Regions from separate parts of the Homo sapiens genome. Here regions 2 and 3 are each linked to region 1. The links are chromatin loops, found by intact Hi-C in ENCODE. Cell type or tissue: endothelial cell of umbilical vein. All regions are shown on one strand. Region 1 overlaps NR2F2-AS1 (NR2F2 antisense RNA 1). Region 2 overlaps LETR1 (lymphatic endothelial transcriptional regulator lncRNA 1). Region 3 has its middle 300 kb from the start of LINC00924.

Region 1 (8,000 bases):
AGCCCCTTTACAATGAAGGTGGTCAAGAGAACTAATTGTCCTATAAAGATATTGTCCTTCTTAACAGACTTTATGAAATCATTGTATTTTTCCAATGCAAGCTTATTTTCCAACACATCCACAGAAAATCCAATCAATATGGATCCTGTTAAAACTGAAAACTATCCAAAAAATTATCCAAAATCAAGATAAGTGTTAGGGACTGACCAAGGGTCAAAAATGCAGCTGGGATCAGGAATCTCCACTGTACACATTACTTGTGATTTTTGTTTTACGTAGCAACTGTATATTTCGGGTGGGCCAGCCACATGTCAGTGTCACTTAATATGTGCTCAATAAACACTTGTCAAATAAAGGTTTGATGGATCAGATCTCTTCAAGAATGCTTTAAACTTGACTGCAAATTTAATGCAAGAGTTCATTCACAATCTAGATGCTATTGTTTTAAGAACTTCAATGACATTTTTTGTCTCCATGACTTACCAATATTGAAAAAAAGTATCTCAAATAAGAAGTTTTAATTTTAGCCTCTGCAAATTGAGCAAGAAATACTATTGCTCATTGCACTATAATACATCAAAAAATAGAGTTACTTGACGTGACATATCCTCTTTCACCATGATGACCTCCCACCTTTACTGTGGTACTGTCATTTTTAGGTGACACCTGCTTTGCTTGCAACCAACAGCTCTGTGTGTGCCATGCTGCAGCAGATGGCTTGAGGCGTGATGTGTTAATGGCAGTGATTACTTTATGAATAGTGACAGCTGATCAGAGACATAATAAAACAATAGTGGCTGCCATCCTGGAAAAGGTGCTAAATAGGGGTGACATGCTTAGTGAGGACTATTCCTCTCTCTTGAACCTCATTATCAATTCCAAAGGGACACAGGAGCCAGCCAGGCAACTGCAGGCTCACACACATTGGAGAGAACCAAACCCGCCCAAAGATTTCCCTCTGAGTTAATTGGAGTTGGGGAGGGTGTACAGCTTTTAATGTGCAAGCCATTTGGGTAAATGTGAATGTGTCTTCCCAATTTTACTCCTCATACACTATCCTCTGAGATTGTGGCCTGATGCTCACCACTTTTAAGAAGTCTGGTTCCTACCACTCTTCTTCATGAATCACAGCCTTGAGCCAGGGTAGAAATCACCATGATAGACTATAAGGAAATCAACTTGTGTGTCTTGTGAAATTATATTCCTAAGGACAAGTGATTTTCTGAACAAATTTCTAACTGGAATTCATAACTCTAGGAAAAGTTAATAGTGAAGGGAATCACAGTCAGGTTTCTGTTAAGGGTCATTCATTCATTCCACAAATTGGACACTGGAGAATGAAGCAAATAAAGTGAAGTCCTTACCTTCAAGGTGCATTATCTCATAAGAAAGACATATGTAAGCAGTTATAATCCAGAGTGATGAGTTATGATTATCTTCCATATTGAGCATAAGATTAGTCTGAGGTTTGAGAAAACAATGTCACATTACAGATATATATACATATATATATATATATATATATTTTTTTTTTTAGACGGTGTCTCACTCAGTAGCCCAGGCTGGAGGGCAGTAGTGTGATCTTGGCTCACTGCAACCTCTGCCTCCTGGGTTCAAGCAGTTCTCCTGCCTCAGCTTCCAGCATAGCTGGACTACAGGCAAGTGCCATCATGCCCAGCTAAATTTTGTAGTTTTAATAGAGATGGCGTTTCACCATGTTGGACCAGGCTGGTCTTAAACTCCTGACCTCAAGTGATCCACTCGCCTTGGCCTCCCAAAGTGCTGGGATTACAGGCATGAGCCACTGCACGTGGCCTAAATGTATATAAAATTACCTAATAAAATAAACCTTCAATATTCCATTGAGTTTACCCAATCCTTGTGATTTATCCTAGATTACCAAGATACCTACTTAAACTATATAGCTTTTCACTAATTCAAAAGAACATGAGGTCTTCCATGGTCTGTCTGTTCTGTTGAAGCTTCTGGTAGGTCCTGCTCTTGTTTTTAGTTATTTGCTCACATGTAAAAACCTAATATACATAAGGCTTCTAAATAACCTAAAGCAAAAAATACTGTACACAAAATATTTTCCACTCTCTTTGATGAGGAGGGATGAGAAGAAACATTCGGCATATCTTCTCTGCAGAACAAATGAGTATGCCCATCTCCATTGGGCTCCCCTGAGCTCATGATCCACAGCCTGGAAAGGCCAGCTAGTATCATGTGAAATAAATAGGCATCTCTTCCGTATGTGCAGTCTGCCACCGGTATTCTCTTTATAAGTCTCAGGACCCAAACTAAATGAGAATATTACAATGACTTCATCCCGCCCATTACAGTATCTCCCCAGAGTGACTATTAGAGAATTACTATATTATGTCTGCCCTGGAGACATTTGAAGGTCCTGATATATTTCAGTGATTTTACTTAACCCAGTAATTAGTTTACACAGTTTTATGAAGATTTTACTGCTTTAAAGATGACAGTTTTTCTTCTGAAAATTAGTTCTGATACCCAGTCACTTCATTTCATGGTTTATGAGAGACTGGATATATTGGGTAAAAGATCTTCATTTAAGAATATGGAAAAACATCCCCTTTTACTAACTGAATATGGTTTGGTACATTCTCCCTTTTTTGTTAATTTTCCTTTTTTGGCCCATATACCATGTGGGATTGTTTACAAGGCCAAGGAAAATGTAGTTTTGCTTATTTTTTAATGCAGTCTAGATGTACAGCTGACTCTTATTAAGAATAATAGGAGTCTTGCATATAAAATGCGGGAAAGTGATTTAATAACTTCCAAGGCTTTGAAAATGTTACACACACATCTGTAACAAGTAACAAAAACACCCTGGCCCTGTTAATTCAGTGAATAAATTATTAGTTGTGCACCTTCTATGTTCTTCACACTGTCCTAGGCATTGAGGCACAGCAGGGAAAACAAAATAAATTCCCTTCGTTCTTGAAATGGGCATTCTAGAGGAGGGAAGAAAACAATGAACAAAAATAAATAAATACAAATAGAGGAAAGAATGATGAAGGGATCAAGGAAAGCTGGAGGAGAAAGGACAATTGGGAAGAGATCTGAACCAGGCGAGGGAATAGGCCGTGCAAAACGTGGAGAGGAATGTTCCAGAAAGAGGGACTAGCTTGTGTGAAGGCCTTGCAGTGAAAAACTGCTGAAGAGCTCCAGGCAATGCGGTCCTAGCATGGTGAATGAATACCTAAGAATGCCTTGCAACCTGGCTTCATTGATTTATTGATATTAATAAATGAGAGTACCAAGCGGCTGGTGCCGGGGAACTCCTGCATCATTTCAGCTACATATATGAGAGCGTGTAAAATTTCTCAGACACAGCAGTGAAAAAGACGTGGATAGAAAAAAATGGCCGGGCCCGGTGGCTCCCACTTTTAATCCCAGCACTTTGGCCAGCCAAGGCGGAAGGATCACTTGAACTCAGAAGTTCGAAACCATCCTGGGCAACATGGCAACCTGTCTCCACTAAAAATACAAAAATTAGCCAGGCATGGTGGGGCCTTCCTGCAGTCCCAGCTACTCAGGAAGCTGAAGTGAGAGGATCATCTGAACCCGGGAGGTGAAGGTTGCAGTGAGCCGAGATCCTGCCGCTGCACTCCAGCCCGGGTGACAGAGCAGGACCCTGTCTCAAAACAATAAATAAATACATACATACATAGCATACTTTTACATGGTTCCTTATGTACACAAGTGTAGCTACTTTACCTCATCTTTTTTTTTTTTTTTTGGTCCGGACTCTCCATCTTCTTCCATTGGCTATTCCTCCACCAAGACAAAAAAGCAGCAGAGCTGAAAGGATGTTGCTTTGGCTTGTTGACACCCACTTCCGACTCTGGGATTAAACTGAGTTTGCTTACTAAGAACCCCTCCTGACCACCAAGCAATGCAGTTCCAGGATCAGAGGTCATCCTCTTCCAATCTTTGACTTCCACCCGGAGTTGTAGATAACCCTTCAGGAAAACATGTGGTGAAAGTCATTTTGCTCTGTGAGCCAACAGAAAATTGGCCCTTGAGATGACTTTTAACGGGATTTTGTAAGCCATGAGCAGAAAAGCACGGGTTCCGACCAGGCATGGAATTCAGAGTTGTAATAGAAAACATTTATTTGGCTTCAGCTAAACATCCTAACACATGTTAGCATTTGCTGCCAATATGCTTCCTAATTAAGAACAACATAAAATCATAGGAAATCCTGCATCCTGTCTTCATGCACTTCTCATGTATCTTTAGTGCCCTGGCCTTCTTTCTCAAGCACATACACATTCACACACACAATACAGGTTGATTCAAAAGTCCTGTTTTGCCAACCATGAACTGTGGTGTCATTAACAAGATTAATGTACCTTCCAGAAGGTACCACCAAGCATTTTTTCTTCCTTCTTAAACAAATGCTGCTATTAAAAACTAATTTTTAAAAAGCTAATAAGGCATCCCCCAAATAAAAGACCAACAACATTTAATTTGTAAAGTATTATCTGTAACTGATGTGAAACTTCAAATAGTGTGTGTATATATATATATATATATATATATATATATATATATATACATATATCTTCTCTCTAGGCTTGCCTGGACTATTGGCTATGTTTCGATGAACAGATTCAACATGATAAAATATATGAACATGACCAATAGTCCTCTTTCAAGATGAAGGACAGACTAGGATCCGGTTTTCCTCTTAGTTCCTCCTTAAATCCATGCTCATTTCGTCTGAAAATATTTAAAGATATACCTGTGAGTGCTGAATCATCACCCCCTCATGACAAATAAATGAACATTACGTGATTACTGCACAGGTGAAAATGTATTTGATATTTCTAATTACGACTAGAATTGTATGAGTTAATCTTAGAATCCCCAGATTTATCAGTGATCCTACATAGCCAAACTAATTGCTTCTATTCCCCACCATCAGGCAGAAATCATTAAAAAAAAAAAAAAAGCAGAGGGAAACCAATCACTCAGGCACATTGTATGTTAAGTTTCTCCCACTAGTTCCACATGATTTTTTTTTTTCATGCACTGGAATAGACTCTGAAACAACACATAGAAATAAAACCTGGGTCTGAAAAGCTATCTTAAAACATTTTCCTTAAGACTTTTTAATGATTTTCAGAATCATTAATTTTTTTCAAATGAAACGCACATGCTCTTGTTGCTTCTTTCCTGAGCATAGCTTTTCATTCCTCCTCATCTTTTTCCCCCTTCCAAATCTATTTATTGCTTGTTGTTCTTGGCTCTTTCTCACTTTCCATTTTTCATGATTAGTTCTTTATGATCGTGTGTTTCCTTTTCTTCTCCCCGCCGTGGCTGCCAGCCCAGTTGTTCTCTCCGGGCCCTCGAGTTTCCCTTCACTAATGAAACAAGAGCTGCCTCCCGCCCTGGCTTTTGCCATCCAGCTGTTTCCTTTTTAAGATATAAACTCATCTTTATTCAGTGAAGTTCCTGGGCAAACCTGATTCCTTTTGCAGAAGAGTTGATAATAACCTGAGCGATTAAAAAGGTTTTAAGAGGAACGTATATCTGGAAAACTTGGGAGCGGGTGGAAGGAGGGTAAATAGAAAATGAAATTCATTTTTGAAAGATTCTGAGGAAAAAAGAACAACAACAACAACAAGCATTTTCCTTAATGTTTTAATCCTCCTCGGCAGCTCATGGTGGCAGCCTGGCCTTGAGCATTCTCCTGGAAGTCCATCCACTCCTTCCCAGCAACTTTCACCTCCTACCTTGCCTGCTTAACATTTCTTGGCCTCTGTGAAAGTAGCCTAGCTAACACTGCAAACCTGGATTGTATATGATTAGGTGGTGAAAAGGTGCCAACCTGAAGTGTAGCCTGCCAAGTCAAGTCAATTTACTGTGATGCTTTGACTGTGCAAGCAGGTCTTAATCCCTCTTTAATCTCCCATGTGCCCTTGACATCATGGAAATTACTGGCAAAGCTAATGGCATCAGATGAACCCTGGTAACTCTTTCAGAAAAGGTTCCCTGAACAAAATAACCTGTTTACTTCCTAAGTTTTCAAATCCCCCAAATATATCAAGAAAAAACGAATTAGCCCACAGCTATCATCTTACCAAAACAGAGGGGCTAATTCTTTCTCAGTATTATAACTGATAAGACCTCATGTGACTTGGAATTTATATTCTACCCAAGCATCGGTTGAGTGTGTTATAGTTAAGACTTGATTGATTAGATAAAGGGGTTTCCTAGTAGCTCTAGCTGCTCTGACTTTTAGGGAAACTTTTTCCTTTAAATCTGAGAATCCCTTCCTTTTCTGAAAACACTTGTTCTGATATAAAATTTCCAATGGAATCATTTTTCACCAGAAAACTAAAGAAACAAAAGCAAAAAGAAAACAAACAGAAAGGAAACAGAAGAAAAAGGAATTTAAAAAGTATTTATCGGATATAATCTCACCTGAAAACAATTATCAAGCAAGATAAAAATCAGCATCTACATTGGACAGAAATGGGATTATAACAACAGTAGTTCTTCACCATTTACAAAACACTTTCCCACATATATATATAGAGAAAAAGAATACATCTCTCTGTGATATATATCTCACATATATATTATATAAAAAATAGAAATATATAGAATAGAAATATATATAGAAAATAGAAAATATATAGAAAGAAGACAGATAGATGATAGATAGATAGATAGATAGATAGATAGATAGATAGATAGATAGATAGATGGGAGATAGAAAGTTAGAGTTCTTTGATGACAAGCCTCAAATGTCCCAAAATAAAGATTTTCTTAGAACTCGCATGAATCAGAATGTGTATCCTGGATACTTGCAGCGTGAGGGTTCTCTTCTATGGGAACCTCTCAGAAGATTCTCCTGTCTTAGAAGGAAAAGAGCCTGAGAGGACAGGTCTGATCTTGACTACCACATTTTATTCTCTAATCAACTCCGGTAAAAATAATTCCAGAATCTCCTCAATAAAGAAGAGTGACACCCATTTCCTGTCCTTTTGCATGGTTTCACACCTAGTGTCTATGAGCCCAGGAAGAATCCCTTGAGTCCTACCAGGAAAGGAAGGCAGGAAGATCTTGGATCCTGAAAAATGAAACTTGCTTGATTTTGATATGAATACCTGCCCCACCATGCATGCCAACTGATATCATAGCTCAGAATTCTTCCTGACCCCTGGTTTCCGTTGCCTGGCTGACCTTTCAACATCCCCTGTGCCTGCTGTTTCCCTCCCTAGCTCTGACTCACAACACATCTCATTGCAACCATTGGACTCTGAGACATTGTCCCCAAGGTAGATCCCAACCTCTGGATTCTGTTTGTCCCTCTGCCCTCCAGAGAAATATTGGTCTGAGGTTCCCTTTGGCCTTACCTGCCCACAGTTCCTCCCAGTCTTGTCATCAGGCCAGGAGCAGGGCAAGATATGAGTCCCAGGGACTGTGTGCTCACAGCAGCTGTGCCCAGAGATTAAGCTATGAGAAGCCAGGCGGTCTGGGAAAAGTGAACTGCTAACCTCTCTAGTTGCACTCCAAACTTTGACCTCTGTAAATCCAACCAAGAAAAGTTGGTGAGAGCTCTAAAACTTGGTTCCAGCAACTCCTCCTTGGAATTTATCAAGGGAAAAAGAATTTAACTAAAAGGTACTTCTCAGTCGTCTCTGTGTCATCAATGACAATATTTAATTTTCTGTTTTTAGGTTGAGAATAATCTTTAAATACACTAATGTGTAATTTAAGATTGATCTTCCCAAAGTTAAAAAAATGCCACTCCTCATTGTTGCCAGGTCATTCTTCTTTATTAGCAACAAGAAAAAAATAGAGACGGGCTTGATACATGAATACAGATGGATTTAGCATGAAGCTAATGAAGCTTGAGCTTCGACTCCTATGCAGATTCCTTCCAATGCCTTGGGAGGGACCGTAGCAATTTTGTTTCACTTTTATTATATATATATATATATTTTTTTAAAAGC
Region 2 (8,000 bases), 860 kb before region 1:
GCCAGGCTGGTCTCAAACTCCTGACCTCAAGTGATCCACTGCCTCGGCCTCCCAAAGTGCTGGGATTACAGGTGTGAGCCACTGCGCCTGGCCAGAATTTTTCTAATAAGTGAAATTAAATATACTGTTCATATTATGCTGTTATTCCAAATTGAATTTACAGGTGGCAAATAGAGGTGAGCCAGTCTTGGTTATGCACTATATTTGCCCCCATAGTGCACGCATGTTAGTGAGTGTGGGGTGAGGAGATGGCTTGAAGACGAGGTAGACAAGAGAGGTTGTAAATATTTTCTAATTTTTTTCCAATAATTTAGAAGAGATTGCAAATATGTTCTTTTTCCAAGACTTAAGTCAGATACAAGCCTTCCCAATGACGTGTGAAAGGCAAATTTTGGGGGTGCTCCTAATTTTACATCCTATGTCTTATATTAAAAGATGTTGAATAAGTTCTTAGGTAGCACTTAGGATTAAGAGTCACACAGCACGCCTGTAACCCCAGCGCTTTGGGAGGCCGAGGAGGGCGGATCACGAGGTCAGGAGATCGAGACCATCCTGGCTAACACGGTGAAACCCCCGTCTCTACTAAAAATACAAAAAAAAATTAGTTGGGCATGGTGGCTGGCACCTGTAGTCTCAGCTGCTGGGGAGGCTGAGGCAGGAGAATGGTGTGAACCCGGGAGGCAGAGCTTGCAGTGAGCTGAGATCACACCATTGCACTCCAGCCTGGGTGACAGAGGGAGACTCTGTCTCAAAAAAAAAGAAAAAAAAAAAGGAGTCACACGGAAAATTGACTTACTATGAAATCATCAGAGGAGTAGATAATAGGTAAACAAAAACTCCCTTTGGCTTCTAGTCCAATCTTGAAGGCAAATACAGATTAGAAAAAAGCAAAGCTGGAACCCTGAATGTCACAGCCACACAGGCTATAGGACATAGGACCCATAAGGAAAAATCAGGGATCCCGGGGACAGGCAGGAGGTGGATTGGATGTAGGAACTATAATCTGGTGAGGAAGGGAGAGAAAGACTTTTGCCAGGAAAGGATGGATCGTACTGCCAAGGAATGCAGAGTGAGGCATTTCCTAGCACTGCAGACTAGCAGGACTAAGGGTTTCCTACTGGTACACTGTCCACATTCCTAAGCCCACATTTCCATTGTCTGTTTACTTAGGGTATTTTTTGGCTGATTGTTTGCTCATGTATTTGTTTCTTACTTTCAAAATGACTAATTTGAGAGCAGACTGCCATTCTACGAGTCATATTATGCAAAAAATAAGTAGATCGAAGCACAGGGACCATCTACCTTGCAAAACAAAGTCTTTGGTTCATTCAGAGTTGGTTAATTTTCTCAGTGCTTTTCTCCCCCTGGTGATGTTGAACAATTTTCTTTCTACCTATCCTCACTTCCAATGTGCTTGTTTTTAAGATCATAATTTGTTGATGAGTGGTTGTTTGCCAAGACCGGTCTTAGGGTCTGTGAAACACTAAAGTGTATATAATAGGCAAATCCTCAAGCTTTGTTTCAAAGATGTATGCTACCTTGACATGTAGCATTTTGTATTTGACAAAAAGGCAAGAGATCTGCATAATCTAGACAAAAAATGAAATCTTGTAATTTGCAGCAACCTGGATGGAACTGGAGGCCATGATGTTAAGTGAAACAAGCCAAGCACAGAGAGGCAAATATCACATGATCTCATTCATATGTGGGAATGAAAAAAGTGCATCTCATGAAGACAGAGTAGAATGGTGGTTACCAGAGGCTTGGAAGGGTAAGGGGGATGGAAGGATGATGGGAAAAAAAACCGAACATAAATACTGAACTGTACACTGAAAAATGGTAGAGACGGTATACTGTATCTGTATATTTTATCTCAATAAAAAGTGTAAGATATTAAAAAATAATAGGCCACGCACGGTGACTCACGCCTGTAATCCCAGCACACTGGGAGGCCGAGGCGGGTGGATCAAGAGGTTGGGAGCTCAAGACCAGCCTGGCCAACATGGTGAAACCCTGTCTCTACTAAAACCGCAAAAATTAGCTGGGTGTGGCAGCGAGCACCTGTAATTCCAGCTACTTAGGAGGCTGAGGCAGGAGAATCGCTTGAACCCGGGAGGCAGAGGTTGCAGTGAGCGGAGATCGTGCCATACCACTTCAGCCCGGGTGACAAGAGCAAGACTCTGTCTCAAAAATAAATAAATAAATATATACATACATACATATAAAATAATAATAAGAAGTAAATGTGGCTGGTTTCAAGCATGAGTGTGGTAGACTAATTGGGATCTTTTTGCCAAGGTAAGTATCATGGTGGGTGTGGTATGTGAAAGGCTTGGTGCCCAGTTGAAAGTCCTGTTCTCACATCATCTGCCTCTCATTTACGCTTCCTGTTACGACAGTAACCAGGGGTGATCACAAAACAGTAGGAGATGTATTTCCTGGTTTTTGCCGACTAGTGAGCATCTAAGAGACACTTGTAACTTCTCTGTGCTTACTCACACTCTGGGATTTCTCTCTCTCCAGCTTGGATAGGTAGTTCCTCTTCTTTTAAAATCATTCAAAACTATTTTCCCAACTGGCCCTATGCTTAAATAAAGCCAGTAAATTTAACTACGGTTTTCACTCAGTAACTCAGAGTACATAATAACTAATTGATTATTTAGTTTTAACAAAAGTGGCAAATATTAAAAGATATGACTTTTTTATGTAGCAAAGATAAACTCTTCTCCAAATCCTGCCAAAAGTAATTCTGAAGTAATATAGAAAGGGAAGGGAGAGAAGGAAAAAGAATTTACCAAAGACAGACTTTATATATGAAAATCAGTAGATAAACATAATACTAACTTGAGAGTAGAAATAATAATAATAGTAATGATGATGGCAAATCACAAACGGATAGTACTAAATTTCCCTCCCTTTTCACCACCTTACAGGATATCCCGTCTAGCTGCAGAAACAAAACATGGAAATGAATCAGTCGATAAAGGATTTTCTCTCATTAAAGATGTTGGTGATTTTGTCCCGTGTAGGGGAAGTTGAACATTAAGGTGGATGTCCATAATCTAAGGGGACCACGGTCATTCACTCTCCTTGCTATGGGATGCAAACTGTTTTGCATGTGATAAGAATGCCAGGCTAAAAGTAAAAAAAAATTTTATCTCAGTATGATAAGAAATTACGCCATAGACTGACCTAAACATTGAATTTTTTGACGATTGCCCCCACTGATAGATTTTGTATTTCTTAGTAAATCTCAGGAAATTAATATCCATGACAGTCTCCATAGAAAATACAAAATAGAATCATACAAAAATTGTGTATAATTTTTCTTTATGGGGAAAGAGATGGAGCAAAGAGCAATAATTTTGAGGAGGTGGGACCACCAGAGAGAATAAAAGAAGTTCTTATATTTAAGAGAAATTCAGAGGTCATTCAGAAACTATTATCGTGATATTTCTCATTTCAAAGAGATGTAAGTTTCTCTTAAACAATTTATATTTTTAAAAAGTTATAACGGAAAATGAGTGAGAAGTGAAAAGTCCCTTTTATTCCCAAGGTTCATATGACCCAGAAATGAACTTGCCCTAAGAATCAGGTTTAAGACATTCACTTTCAAGCTTTAGAAGGCCTTGAGCTTCATTTTTCCTGGAAAGATAAACTTAATATTATACATGTTATCATCCTGTTGGGATCAAAATGGAGGATTTGCTGGGATGAAATATTAAAAGATGGAGGATGTGAAGAAAGATTTATGTAATGCTAATTTCAGGCAGCTTTCAAGGTTAATGCTTGTCCAAATTTTCATGGCCAATTCCTCTCGCCCAAGGACCACATGGGCAGCTCTGTACTGCTTGTCACTGTCATCAGCCACTTGTGTGACACGTTGGCTGCAATTCAACAGTAAAGCATGCATATTCTCTACTGAACATTTGGGGAGCCTGCAGGCAGCGAGTTGCGATGTAAATGGAAAAAAAGAAAGTCTGATCATAGCCCTCACCATCATAAGTTATCTAGGTGTCCTGCTCAGGCTTCCAATGTGGGCACTCACACAGGCCACCCAAACTGCTGACATCCTTCATTGACCTTTTCACAGCAATTGTGAGCCTAATGACTTTGTTTTCGCGTTTTGGAACTGAACTTTACAAGGATTGCTTCCAATCCTGGGTGGTGCTGAGAAAACTCAGCTTCACTAGAATTTGGCCGAGACCACCAGATGCGTTTCATGTGAGGGCCTTTTCCCATAATCTGACCAGAATGGTTTATGAATGTTCTGGGGAGCAGAAAGCCGGCCCCGGAGGCTGAGAAAGGGCTGTGCCCTGCTCAGCTAGGAGACCACACAGCCGTCCTCTTTCCCCTCTGAGTATTTATAGTTAAGAAACCACACCACCCCTCTCATTCGGAAGCTGAGGGTGAAAGTGGAAAAAACCAGAAACACAAATTGCATCCTACAGCTGAGAAAGTCTCACTCTTGGAAAAGCTAGAAAATAAATAAATAAAGGGGAAAATCCAAATGGGATCGCTCTTCAAACACACAAATGATCTTATGTTAACAGTTGGGATTAAACAGCTGTCTCGTGGTTATGCGATCATAACAGATGCTGTGTGCAAACGTTTCCTGCTAGCTTTGTTTTGGTTATTGCTGTTTGTGCAGTTCATTGGGCTGAATTCAGCTTAAGGGATACAGGTTTTTATTATCCTTCTGTGCTGCGCAGGCAGCTTCATCATCTCTTTAAGAGGAAAGGGGGCGTGTGAGAGGGATAGTTGGAAGGGAAATGGAGGGTGGGCTCTCCCATGTCACATTGGGAATGATGTCATATTGATGAAATTCCAACACACTGGTTTATGACCACTTTGCCATTAAAGTGGTCCCCAGCTCATTTATGAGTTTTTTGTTGTTGTTGTTTTAAAATTTTGTTTTAGTGGAGGCTGTGTTCAGTTCTAGTGCAGTTTATGCAGCTGGAATAGAATTTATAGAACATAGAGAAAACGTTTCCCTTCTTTCTTTCTTTTTTTTTTTTTTTGGATGACTAACAGATTACAACGTTGTAATGATCCCTATCTTGCCTCTTCCTCCCATGCCCTCCAGAGATAAAATGTAGTGGCTGATTTTGATTTTTCCTAGAAGTTTCATTTCATCTTAGAAGTTGGGATCGCCTTCTCTGTGTCAGCCAAGTGAAGTGGTGAACTATCACTGTTTTTGGAAATTCAAATTTGGAAGCCATTTTGGCCTGAATTATATTACTTAGTCAAACCAAAAATATCCTCTTGGCTTAAATTCTTCAGAAAACTGCCACAATTCATAGCACACTTTGCCTACCAACGGATTTAATTCTATTACTTATATCCCAGCCTTAAAAAATACAATGCAAATGGCAGAAACAATATTTCTGGGTACAAAAAGCACCTGTCTATCATAAGGAGGAAGTACAGAGAACGACGTGGGCCATGTTTAGGGGTTCTGGCCAAAGCTCTGACTGCCTGTCACCCCCATGAGGACCTCGTTTCTCATCTATAAAAGGCTGATTGTCCATGCATTCACTGGCCAGTAGTTCATCTGTGCTTTTGGAAATTTTGGATGGGGGAATGGGAGCAGATTTGATTGCTCGAAACCTTATCTTAGGAATCGTACCCTTTCAGTAGGACCATCCTAGCACAGCCAAGTCTGACAGCTTTACTGAAGCAGAGCTTTCTATAATGTGTAAACATATTTAAGGAACTGAACTTAAATTGCTATCTTTTTCTCACTCATTCAATTCAAGGGGTTGAATGATTACTTTTCAGGTCTTACCAGCTCACAGAATGAAATTTGGCCTTGTCTGATAAGTTGTCAAAGTAGTAGCATTTCTTTGTTTTAAAGACATTTCAAAATAATTTCATGTACATTTAATGCTTGATCCTACTAACAGCTTCTGGAGGTATTTTTCTAATCTTACAGAAAAGCAAGTCAAGGTTCATCCTATAAGGTAAGTATCATATCTAAGTTGTCCAAGTTTATTCAAGTAGTGATAGAGCCTACATTTGGACCACATTAGGCACCAATGGCCAGATGACATAGAGATTAAGAAGAGTATTTGCCCATAGACCTCTTGTTGTCACTGACTTTTTGAGTTTGAGACCAGCGTGGGAAATGAAGGGAGATCTTGTCTCTACAAAAAAATAAAAGTAAAAGAAAATTAGCTAGGCCTGATCATGTGTGCTTGCAATCCCAGCTACTCAGGAGGTTGAGATGGGAGGATCCCCTGAATCCAGGAGTTTGGGGCTGCTTGCACCACTGCACTCCAGCCTGGATGACAGGGCAAGAAACCATCTCATGAAAAAACAAGCAAGCAAGCAAACAAACAAACAAACAAACAGACAAAGAAATCCCTGAATAGCAGCTCCTTTTGTGGGGACAAGCCTGTGGCAACCTTGTAACAAAAGGTCCTTTGAAAGAAGATATACAAATGGCAAATAAGCACATGATGAGATACGATCCCACACCCACAGGATGGCTAATATCAAAAAGAAAAACACAGAAAATAACAAGTATTGGTGAATATGTGGAGAAGCTGGAATTCTTATAGATTCTTGGTGGCAATGTAAAATGATACAGCCATTGTGAAAAACAGTTTGGTGGTTCCTCAAAATATTAAAAATAGAATTACCATATCATCCATCAATTCTACATCTGGGTATATACTTCAAAGAATTGAGAAAAAGGTCCTGAAAAAATGGGTTCAAATCAGTGTTCACAGCAGCATAATTTACAATAGCTAAAATGTGGAAGCAACCCAGGTGTCTATTGATGGATAAATGAATAAGCAAAATGTGTTACATAGATATGTCTTAGTTAGTTTTATTTGCTATAACAGAATATCACAACAGAAATTTATTCACAGTTCTGGAGGCTGGAAGTCAGAGATCAAGCTGCCAGCATATCAGGTTCTGGTGAGGGCCCTTTACTGGGTTGTAGGCAGCCAACTTCTTGCTGTGTTCTCTCTTGGTTGAAAGAGAGCTAGTTATGTTTTTGGCCTCTTATAGGGCACCATCCCACTCATGAGGGCTCCACCCTCCTTATCTAGTTACTTCCCAATGAACCTACCTCCAAACCATCACATTGGGAGGAGAGCGTCAAGACAGGAATGTTCGGTGGACATAAATGTTCAGTCCATGGCAACATACAATGAAATATTATTTAGCCTGAAGAAGAAAGGAAATTCTAACATATGCTACAACACAAACTAATCTTGAGGACATTGCGCTAAATAAAATAGCCTAGTCACAAAAAGACAAATACGTTATGATTCCACTTATATGAAGTACTTAAAGTAGTGAGAAGCATACTCAGCTTTTCCGCATTGTTATGTAACCAAACACTACAGTGTGCAAATTCAATACCTGTAGAAGAAGTGCAAATCAGGCCATCAGAGCAGTTTGATTTGTACCCTTTCCTTGATGATTAGAAGTATCCAAGATCTTCATTCTTTTCTTTTCAAGCTTGCTACCAATTAAAATGTAAATCTCTCCAAGATAGAATGTTTTAAGCACTTTTATCGTTGAATGAATTTCAGATCCTTTAATCTTCTGTCTTTTTTGCTAAAACAAAGATTTTTAAAATATAAAAGTAATAGAGAAAAAGGGTTAATAGCTAACGTATGCCAGGATGGAGGTGAACAGCCCAATAGAAGAGTTAGCACGGGTTGTGAGGAGACAGTCGACAGAAGTGCCAATTTAGATGTCCCACAAGCAAGTAAGATGGTCAAACTCACTTGGTGGCAGGAAAATGAAAGCACCAAAACAGTGAAGTATCACTTTACATCCATCAAGTTGGCAATTTTTTTTTTTAAAAAATCACCAATTGCAGGCAGAAATGTGCAGAAAAGGGTACATTCATACATCACTTGTAAAAACCTGAAGACTTTTTTGCATTTTGGAAAAGCAATCTGATAGCATGTTGTAAATTTAAAAAATATATGTGTGTATACATATATTGGTATACGTACACATACATATATATATAC
Region 3 (8,000 bases), 430 kb before region 1:
CTTTAGGGCTTCTAATTCTCTTTAGTAATGTAAACCGTCTTATAAACCATAAGTAAAATGGCCATCCTTTCTCTGGGTGCTCTCAGCTTCCTAGGTGGCCTTCTTTGGGGGGCTTTTATTTTTTTTTATTTTTATTTTTTTTCAGAAAATTCCAGAAAACTTCTCCCAAAGGGCCTACACTTGGTTTTTGAGAAACCTGCACTATCACAATGTTCTGCAGAAGTCATAGAATATCCTTGTCTTTGCTTTCAGATGTCTCCAAGTGGTGGTGAGACATCATCAAATCCTAAGAAACAATATACTTGAAGATTTTTCACTCACTGCATCAAAGGTAAGAAAAATACTTCTCTCCACTCCCTAAAGATATGTTACTTTTTTGCCTCGTCAACCTGTTCTCTTACAGTCTGGAGATCCGTCATGAACGATGCTGGCAGAATGAGTTTTATCACATCCTGATGTGGTAGTTCAGCTCTTCCACTTAGGCTGGTAGGGTTCTGAGAACATTATATTTTTCTCAACAACTGGGGCCCTGGCCCAAAAGGAGACAAAAAAATCCCTCGTTAGCATCCCATTATAATTATTATTAACAGTAATTACATGTAAGAGCAAATGCCACTCTTGTTATTTACTTGAAAATTAATTATGTAAAAAAATTGTTAGCAAATAATTTCCCCATATGGCTTTTTGTACTGGATGTATAATAAAATGTAGATTGAAAGTGAACTATTTCTTACAACATAAAGAGTAGATAAAAATCTACTTTCACGATCTGACTGGCAGTTTTGGAATTTGAAATCTCTGTCTTTGTCTCTCTGTCTTTTTCACACACATGTGCACACACAAACACACAACTAGTTCATTTGTTTTATAAACATTATAATTTGCTTCTAAATTATGAGCTACTGGATGTTACTGGAAGACACATTTCTACAAACAAAATATTCTGGGAGCAGATAGATTATTATATTATCAATAAATTAAAAGACAAAACATAATAAATGGAGTATTTTTTGCTATACTTTTCTTTTGTAACCTTGGGTTTTGAATCACTATCTACATCTCACTCTAGTTCATACAAACTATGATGGAATAAATACAGCTGGAACAATCTATTGAAGCTCATTGCACAATTATATTTTCACACTGCTGATTAACTTATATGTTTACATCACTGTTTTAGTCTTCCTTTCTTTAATCAATAGTATTTTATCTCATTAATAATTTATAGACATAAAGGAAATAAGTCTAAGAATAAAAATAATTTGCTTGCACACTATAACCACTGAAGTAAGACATGGAGGTGTGATTGACAGCCCATAAGAAGCATTATCAGATATCCACAAACTCCAGAAATATTTGAATTTCATGTTGCTCTTGTAGGTTCTCAAAACATTCCATTTTTAAAGAGGCAATATTTTGATATTGTAGTTATTGATTTAAAGTAGACATTAAAAGATAAACCCTGTCTCCACTAAAATACAAAAGAAATTACCCGGGTGTAGCAGCATGCACCTATAGTCCCAGCTGCTAGGGAGGCTGATGCGGGATAATTGCTAGAACACGGGAGGTGGAGGTTGCAGTGAGCCAAGGTCGCACCACTGCACTCCAGCCTGTGTGAGAGCAAGACTCCGAGAGACTGGAGTGAGCAAGACTCCGTCTATAACAACAATAACAACAAAAAAAGACCTCACTACTGTTGTAAAGGCAAGAAGTGTTTGGAGACATTTGATGGACCCCTGGGACAAGGTGGTGAAGATGGAGGGGAACCATTGAAGGAATTTCCACCAGAATGAGGTAGTATCAGATTTGCCACAATGTGGTGAATTACGAGATATTAGGGTGGGAGGTGGGTGGCCTGGAAGATGGAAGAAGAATTAAATTTTATTGCAACAATCTAAAAAAGAGATGGTAACAACCTGAACTAAGATGGTAACAGGATTTGGAGAACTGGATAGATTCTAAACAAAACGTGGAAGGAATACCTTTACCTTTGGTAATTGCTTGCTTGTGGAGGGTGGGGGTGAAGCAGAGGACAAAGATGATGTGAAAGTCTGGTTTGGGTCACAAATTAAATATGGTGTCACTCACTGAGATAAGGATGACAGGAAGAAAATTAAGAATAGGTTTTTATAGGAAAAAAAAAACTTCAGTTTGCAATATTTTCAGTTTGGGTATTTGTGGTTAATTCAAGAAGCTATGTCACCTGAGGGCATTTCCACAGGTTTCTGGAGAGAAGAGTAGGAATAATTGGAATTGATGATCTTGGTTAGTACTCTGTAAGGCATCACCATACAAGGGACTCACCATCAACTGCTGGTTACCACTCTCTGAACATAATACTCATCTTATAGATTAATTTAGGCGTTTTGACTTAAGTGTTAAATTCTGTCAGGATTACATGTGTTTATTACCTATCCCAAGTAATATACAAAACAATAGAAATTAAGACAAACCTTAGAAGTTCCATTACCTATATCTTCTTGCATCTCATGAAATAAGATCTATGTCACTAACCTCTGTTAAAATAACTTCTTAAAACTAACTTTTTAAGCTCTTTCATAAATTCTTTAAGCTAATCTCTTTGAAAAATTCTCCATTTATCCTAAACTGAGCCAGTTAATAAAAATGAGAAAAAATGAGAATTTGGAGAAAATTTCATGATGAGAACAGACTGTAGAGCTCAGTGGTATCTCACATTTTTCCAGCCCTTTCAAGTAAGGCTGATGCTCTTGCTAAATGTAAAATCCTATATTAATTTCCCATATCTTACACCACTGCATCGTTTCTGCAATCAGTAAAGTACTGGATAATTTAAAACACTAAAATATGCCATTTTTCTCATGCCAATAAACCAAAGAAAAATCCACTGATAGAGATGATAACAGTGTGAAGAACATGACAGGGAGATCAGAACAGAGGAAATAGCATGCTAATGACATTCAATATTCTCCCTGTGTGAAGTCATCAGCATTTTTATTGCAACTATTTCTCAGCATACACTATTAGAATTTATTGAGTCAATCTGTCTCCATCACCTGTGATATAATATATTTTATTCAATAAGATATGAAATAATATTTATCTTTCAACTCCAATGACTGGTTTTCAGGACAATAACTGCCTATCAACCAAGCATTACAAGAGTAGGAGAAGTTGTACATTTTAATATCTGACCTGAGAGTTGTCATTTTAGCATCTGCACATTTGGTATTAAGAAGGGTGCAGACTTCAAGAAATCACTCAGATTCAACAGTTATGGCAAAGGATGGCATCAAATTATGTTTTAAATCAGTAGCACGGTGAAGCATACTGCGTGAAGTTGAGGAAGGAAAAGAGTCGACTCTGAAGTTAACTCTACAAGACAGTTATACTAGAATCTCTATACCAGAAATAAGAATTAAGCTCACGACTGAGCTCATTCATCTCATAAAAAAAATGGGAAGGGAAAAAAATTTTTTTAATGTCTCAAATAGCCCTCATTTAAAATTGAGACAGAAATGAATCTGTAAGTTATGTTTTCAAGTTGTCTGTCTGAATCTGGGGCATTCAGGGAAGCACATTGTGTCTGATTTTCCATGTCAGCCACTTGGAAGGAAAACTAGACTGTTGATGGCTGCGTGGTTCTTTGGAGGGCGGCGTGTAGGTTTCAGTCAGCCACGCGATAGAATTAACCAAGTTCCCAACTTTCTGCACTGTTCAGCTCCCTGGTGGTCTGTCACCTCAGGTAATTTTGAGAAAAGAAAGAATTGAGTCTTTTATTCCCCTATGTGCTTTGATAAACATTTATTTCATATCCGCTTTTTTCCAGCTTTCCCCTCAGAAACCCCATGTCAACCTGTGACAAAGAGGTGTCACAGCACTGACATGATTGAGTTGGTATTTGGTGGTTTCACCTCAGAAACGAAGGGGTCCACAACTCCTGCTGGTAAAAAGCACTAATTCATCTGCTGTTAGCTTTACTCACCAGGAAGTCCCCTCTCCCAGTCAGAGAGCATAGAAGTGCACAGAAGCTACTTCCTGTCAGGCAGTTCATTGCTTGATTGTGTCAACTACTGCCGGCCTGCATGAGTGGGTCAGGCAGCAGGTAAAATACAGAAATATCTGCCTTCCAACAAGCTGTTGAGATGTCATCTCAACACGTGTCCTGGTGACACCATGTGTGCCCAAGGCAGCCATCTTTACCACTCTCTGCCTCCTTTTTTTTTTTTTAACTGTAGCCTGAGTTTTATTAAAATTAAACAAATTTAAAAAGTCAACTTTCTATGCCCCAACCTACATGTGCTTACTTATTTATTGCATATTAGAAGAAAGTGGAAAAATGTGGATGTTGAAATCATCGTATTTGAATTTGAATCCCAGTTGAGTTATTTACTGGCTGTTTCATCTTAAGTGAACTCCCTCTGAGCTGCATTCTCTTTATCATTAATGCCTGCATTTAAAGGCCCATGGTAAAGACAAATGAAATCATATATATAAAGGAATCGCCTCTCTGTGTGACTCATAAGTAGGTGCACTTGCTTTCCTCAGCGGGGGCAAAATGAAACAATTAAACTTTTAGGTTATATTATTCTCTCAAAAGAAAACATAGGAGAGTGCGGCTTGTTGGTTCATTTATTTACTTATTACTGCACAGGAAGAGGGAGACAGGAAGGAGGAAGTGTGGTCAGGAGAGATCATGCATTAACCCCATTGAGAATTGCTCTAAGTGTGTGTTTTGTGTATCCTACTTATATCTTCTTAGTGTCCCCATTTTAAAAGCACGTCCTTTCTTTACTTTGCCACTGCACAGGATGGTAACAATCAGATTAAAAGGAGTGTATGAGGTTTAAGATTTGTGTTGAAGCTTTACTGAAGTCAAAAGAAGGTGTTATATTCCCAGCTTAGTGGGAGAGTGCTTGGCACAGGAAACCTCAGCCTCAAATCCTTGGCTGTCCTCCATAGATTTGAGGTTGCTTTGTTGTGTGTGTGTACTTTTGTGTATTGGAGGGGAAGGGGAGGTGCTGGAATTGGGGTGTGACTTTGGGGAAAGTGAATGGAGTGGGGATATCTGATAAAGAGATGTGTGGGTTTGGATGAGTTCCCATTTTTTGTGCTCTGGCTTCAGGACTAGACAGTCATATGTACCAATGTTAGCTCTACCAATCGGAGCAGGTATTACTGTGGCCAAGTGCTTCAACCACAAGGCACTTGACTTATCTGTTGGTTGGGGAGAAGAATATCTATCTTATGGAAACTAAATGAGGAAATATATGTAAGGTACATGGAGCAGTGACTGTTCATCGCTCATTACATGTTAGTTTCCTTTTTAAAATGTGGCTTCTTACCTTATATCCTGATGTAATTGAATCAAGGAGAATGACACTGTGACATCTATTCCCCTTGCAAAAATGCTGAGCAATGAAACAGCCACTTTAGACCTTAAGCTTTCTCATAGACAATCTATCTCAAAACTTCTCTCCCATTAAATAAAACTACACTTCCTTGGACCATATGTCCTGATTAGATGTTCAAATGATATGGTTCTATGAAACCTACATGACACCCTTTATTGTATATGAAAATGAACAATCCAATTAATCATCAAGACTGAAGCCAGCTCCCAATCGCTCAGATGGCCCTAATGGAATGGTAGGTTATTGGATATTTATTTAATGAGTTATTGAGAACCTACAAAGTGCCAGACACTGTTCTAGGTGCTGGGGATACAGAAATAAATAAGATGTGAGAAGTCCCTGAACTTCAGAACTTGCAGGACAGTGATGGAACCATACAAACTATCAAATACCTGCACGAAGTGGTGTCTGGTCCTGATTAAATTCTAAGAAGAAAACCAAGGCAGGATACAGGGATAGACAGTAAAAGAGGGGAAAGGTCTACTATAGATAGGAATGGTCAAGGAAGTCGTCTTGGAAGAGGTAATGTATCTGAGATCTTAATGAGGTAAAGGAGAAATCCAGGCAATGAACTGGAGGAATAATATTTCAGAAAGAGAGGACAAACTAACCTGAGACAGGAGAAGACTAATACAAAGAATACTGTGGTTGGGGCTTGAGAGAGCCAACATATGAGGAAGAGAGATCTGTCAGGTAGGATATAGGTGATAGAGATGTATTAGTCCATTCTCACACTGCTATAAAGAACTACCTGAGACTGGGTAATTTATGAAGAAAAGAGGCTTAATTGACTCACAGTTTCACAGACCTAACAGGAAGCAGGCCTCAGGAAACTTACAATCATGGCTGATGGTAAAGGGGAAGCGAACACCTTCTTCACATGGCAGCAGGAGACAGAGAGTGAAGGGGGAAGTGCCACACACTTTTAAACCATCAGATCTCATGAGAACTCACTCACTACCACAAGAACGGCAAGGGGAAATCCACCCCCATGATCCAATCACCTCCCTCCAGACCCCTCCTCAAATTTGACATGAGATTTGGGTGGGGACACAAATTCAAACCATATCAAGAGATAATCAGGAACCAGAGAGAGCCAGGCAATGTAGACTGGGCTTAACAATGTGGATTTTATCCCAAGTGCAACATAAAGCCATTGCCAGGTTTAGAACCTGAGACTGCTGTTATCTCCTTTATATTTTACCAAAATTACTCTGGCCACTCCATGTAGAACTGGCTGTTAGGGAACAACGGTGTACACATTTCTGCTGTAAGCATTGTTTAGTCAATGCAGTGTGACTCAATGGTGAGCATGGACTGTGCAGCCTGCTCCTCACCAGTGGGCTGACTCTAGGCAAGGCACCGAACTTAGAGTCTTGGTGTTCACATACATAAATTGTGAGGAAGATGACCCACCCCCAGGACTATTCTGAGAAAGTAATAAAGGGCAAATGTGAAATGCTTGGCGGTGTGCCTGGAAAATAATAAGTGCTCAAAAGTGTTAATTCCTCCTTGCTCCTCATCTAATGACTCTTCAATTATTCAGCTACTTAAGGATAGTTAGCCTTTACAATAAGCAAGGGGCTTTGGTCATTACAGAGGGTATGGGATCTCACGTCTTCCCTTGGAGGACTCTCAGCCCAAAAGGATTGGTGGAGGGTAACATGGAAAAGTAGAAGGGCAGATCACAAAGTAATTGTTAATGTCAAATGATGCATGGAGTGAGTTCCAGGGAAATTCAGTGGAAAGACAATGACCACAGTGGAGTTGCCAGGGATACCTTCGAGCCCCTGCAAACCTCAGGGCAGTGGGTGAGCAAAGGGCAGTTGAGTATTAACATTAGCCCACATGTTGAGCAACAAAAGATACTTAGTGAACAGAGTGGGAGAGAAAAAGTATTACGTTGGCAATGGTAGAAGATAAAGTTGGAAATATATGATAACTCCAGGCTGTGGAGATCTTGAGATACTGGGTAAAGATGCTTGCTTTTTTGTTTCTTTGTTTGTTTGGTTGGTTGGTTGGTTTCTTAGACGGAGTCTTGCTCTGTCACCCAGGCTGGAGGCAATGGCACTGTCTTGGCTCACTGCAACCTCCGCCTCCTGGGTTCAAACAATTCTCCTGCCTCAGCCTCTCGAGTAGCTGGGACTACAGGCACATGCTACCACACCCAGCTAATTTTTGTATTTTTAGTAGAGACGGGGTTTCACTATGTTGGCCAGGCTGGTGTCAAACTCCTGACCTCGTGATCCACCTGCCTCGGCCTCCCAAAGTGCTGGTATTACAGGCGTGAGCCACCTCGCTGGCAGTTTCATCTTTATACTCCATGACCTGCAATTACCAACACTGAAGACAATTATCTTGAGTTAGAAACTATTCCATCTGTATGTTGCCCAGCTGAGATGAGATGAAAGGACTGATTGCCCTCAGGTGCCACAACATAAGGGAATCCCATTATTAGTGATGTCTCTGTGTGAACAAACACATCTCTCATTCTGCAACCCTTTAGTTAGACAGGGAGGAGTCATACAAAAGGGGTTGTATAGTCAGAGAAGGTGAGGAAGTAGAGAAGGTAGAAAAGCATGCAAAGAGAAGAGAAGGTTCTGCCCA

What was found. Peaks named below come from ENCODE experiments on the same cell type or tissue, not always from the same donor. Only the 100,000 strongest peaks of a DNase experiment are listed, where the experiment ranks them.
Region 2: a loop joins it to region 1, with 3 times the contacts of the local background. A loop is called at or near these places in 2 of 110 quality-filtered maps.
Region 3: a loop joins it to region 1, with 8 times the contacts of the local background. A loop is called at or near these places in 2 of 110 quality-filtered maps.

The regions. Positions count from the first base shown.
Region 1 is chr15:96,155,122-96,163,121 of GRCh38, forward strand. All of the region lies in intron 3 of NR2F2-AS1 (NR2F2 antisense RNA 1), which reads right to left. All of the region lies in intron 1 of LOC112268156 (a long non-coding RNA gene), which reads left to right. Among named protein-coding and RNA genes, the nearest start is that of NR2F2-AS1, 170 kb to the right of the region's middle. In endothelial cell of umbilical vein, no CTCF peak of the experiment used is centred here; DNase peaks (open chromatin) are centred at 4,050, 5,360 and 5,930; H3K27ac peaks cover 765 bases.
Region 2 is chr15:95,300,002-95,308,001 of GRCh38, forward strand. The region is part of intron 1 of LETR1 (lymphatic endothelial transcriptional regulator lncRNA 1); the gene reads right to left. Among named protein-coding and RNA genes, the nearest start is that of LETR1, 23 kb to the right of the region's middle. In endothelial cell of umbilical vein, no CTCF peak of the experiment used is centred here; DNase peaks (open chromatin) are centred at 1,200, 2,410, 2,990, 4,650 and 1 weaker place; H3K27ac peaks cover 5,829 bases.
Region 3 is chr15:95,730,112-95,738,111 of GRCh38, forward strand. No RefSeq gene overlaps it. Among named protein-coding and RNA genes, the nearest start is that of LINC00924, 300 kb to the left of the region's middle. In endothelial cell of umbilical vein, no CTCF peak of the experiment used is centred here; a DNase peak (open chromatin) is centred at 4,730; H3K27ac peaks cover 1,686 bases.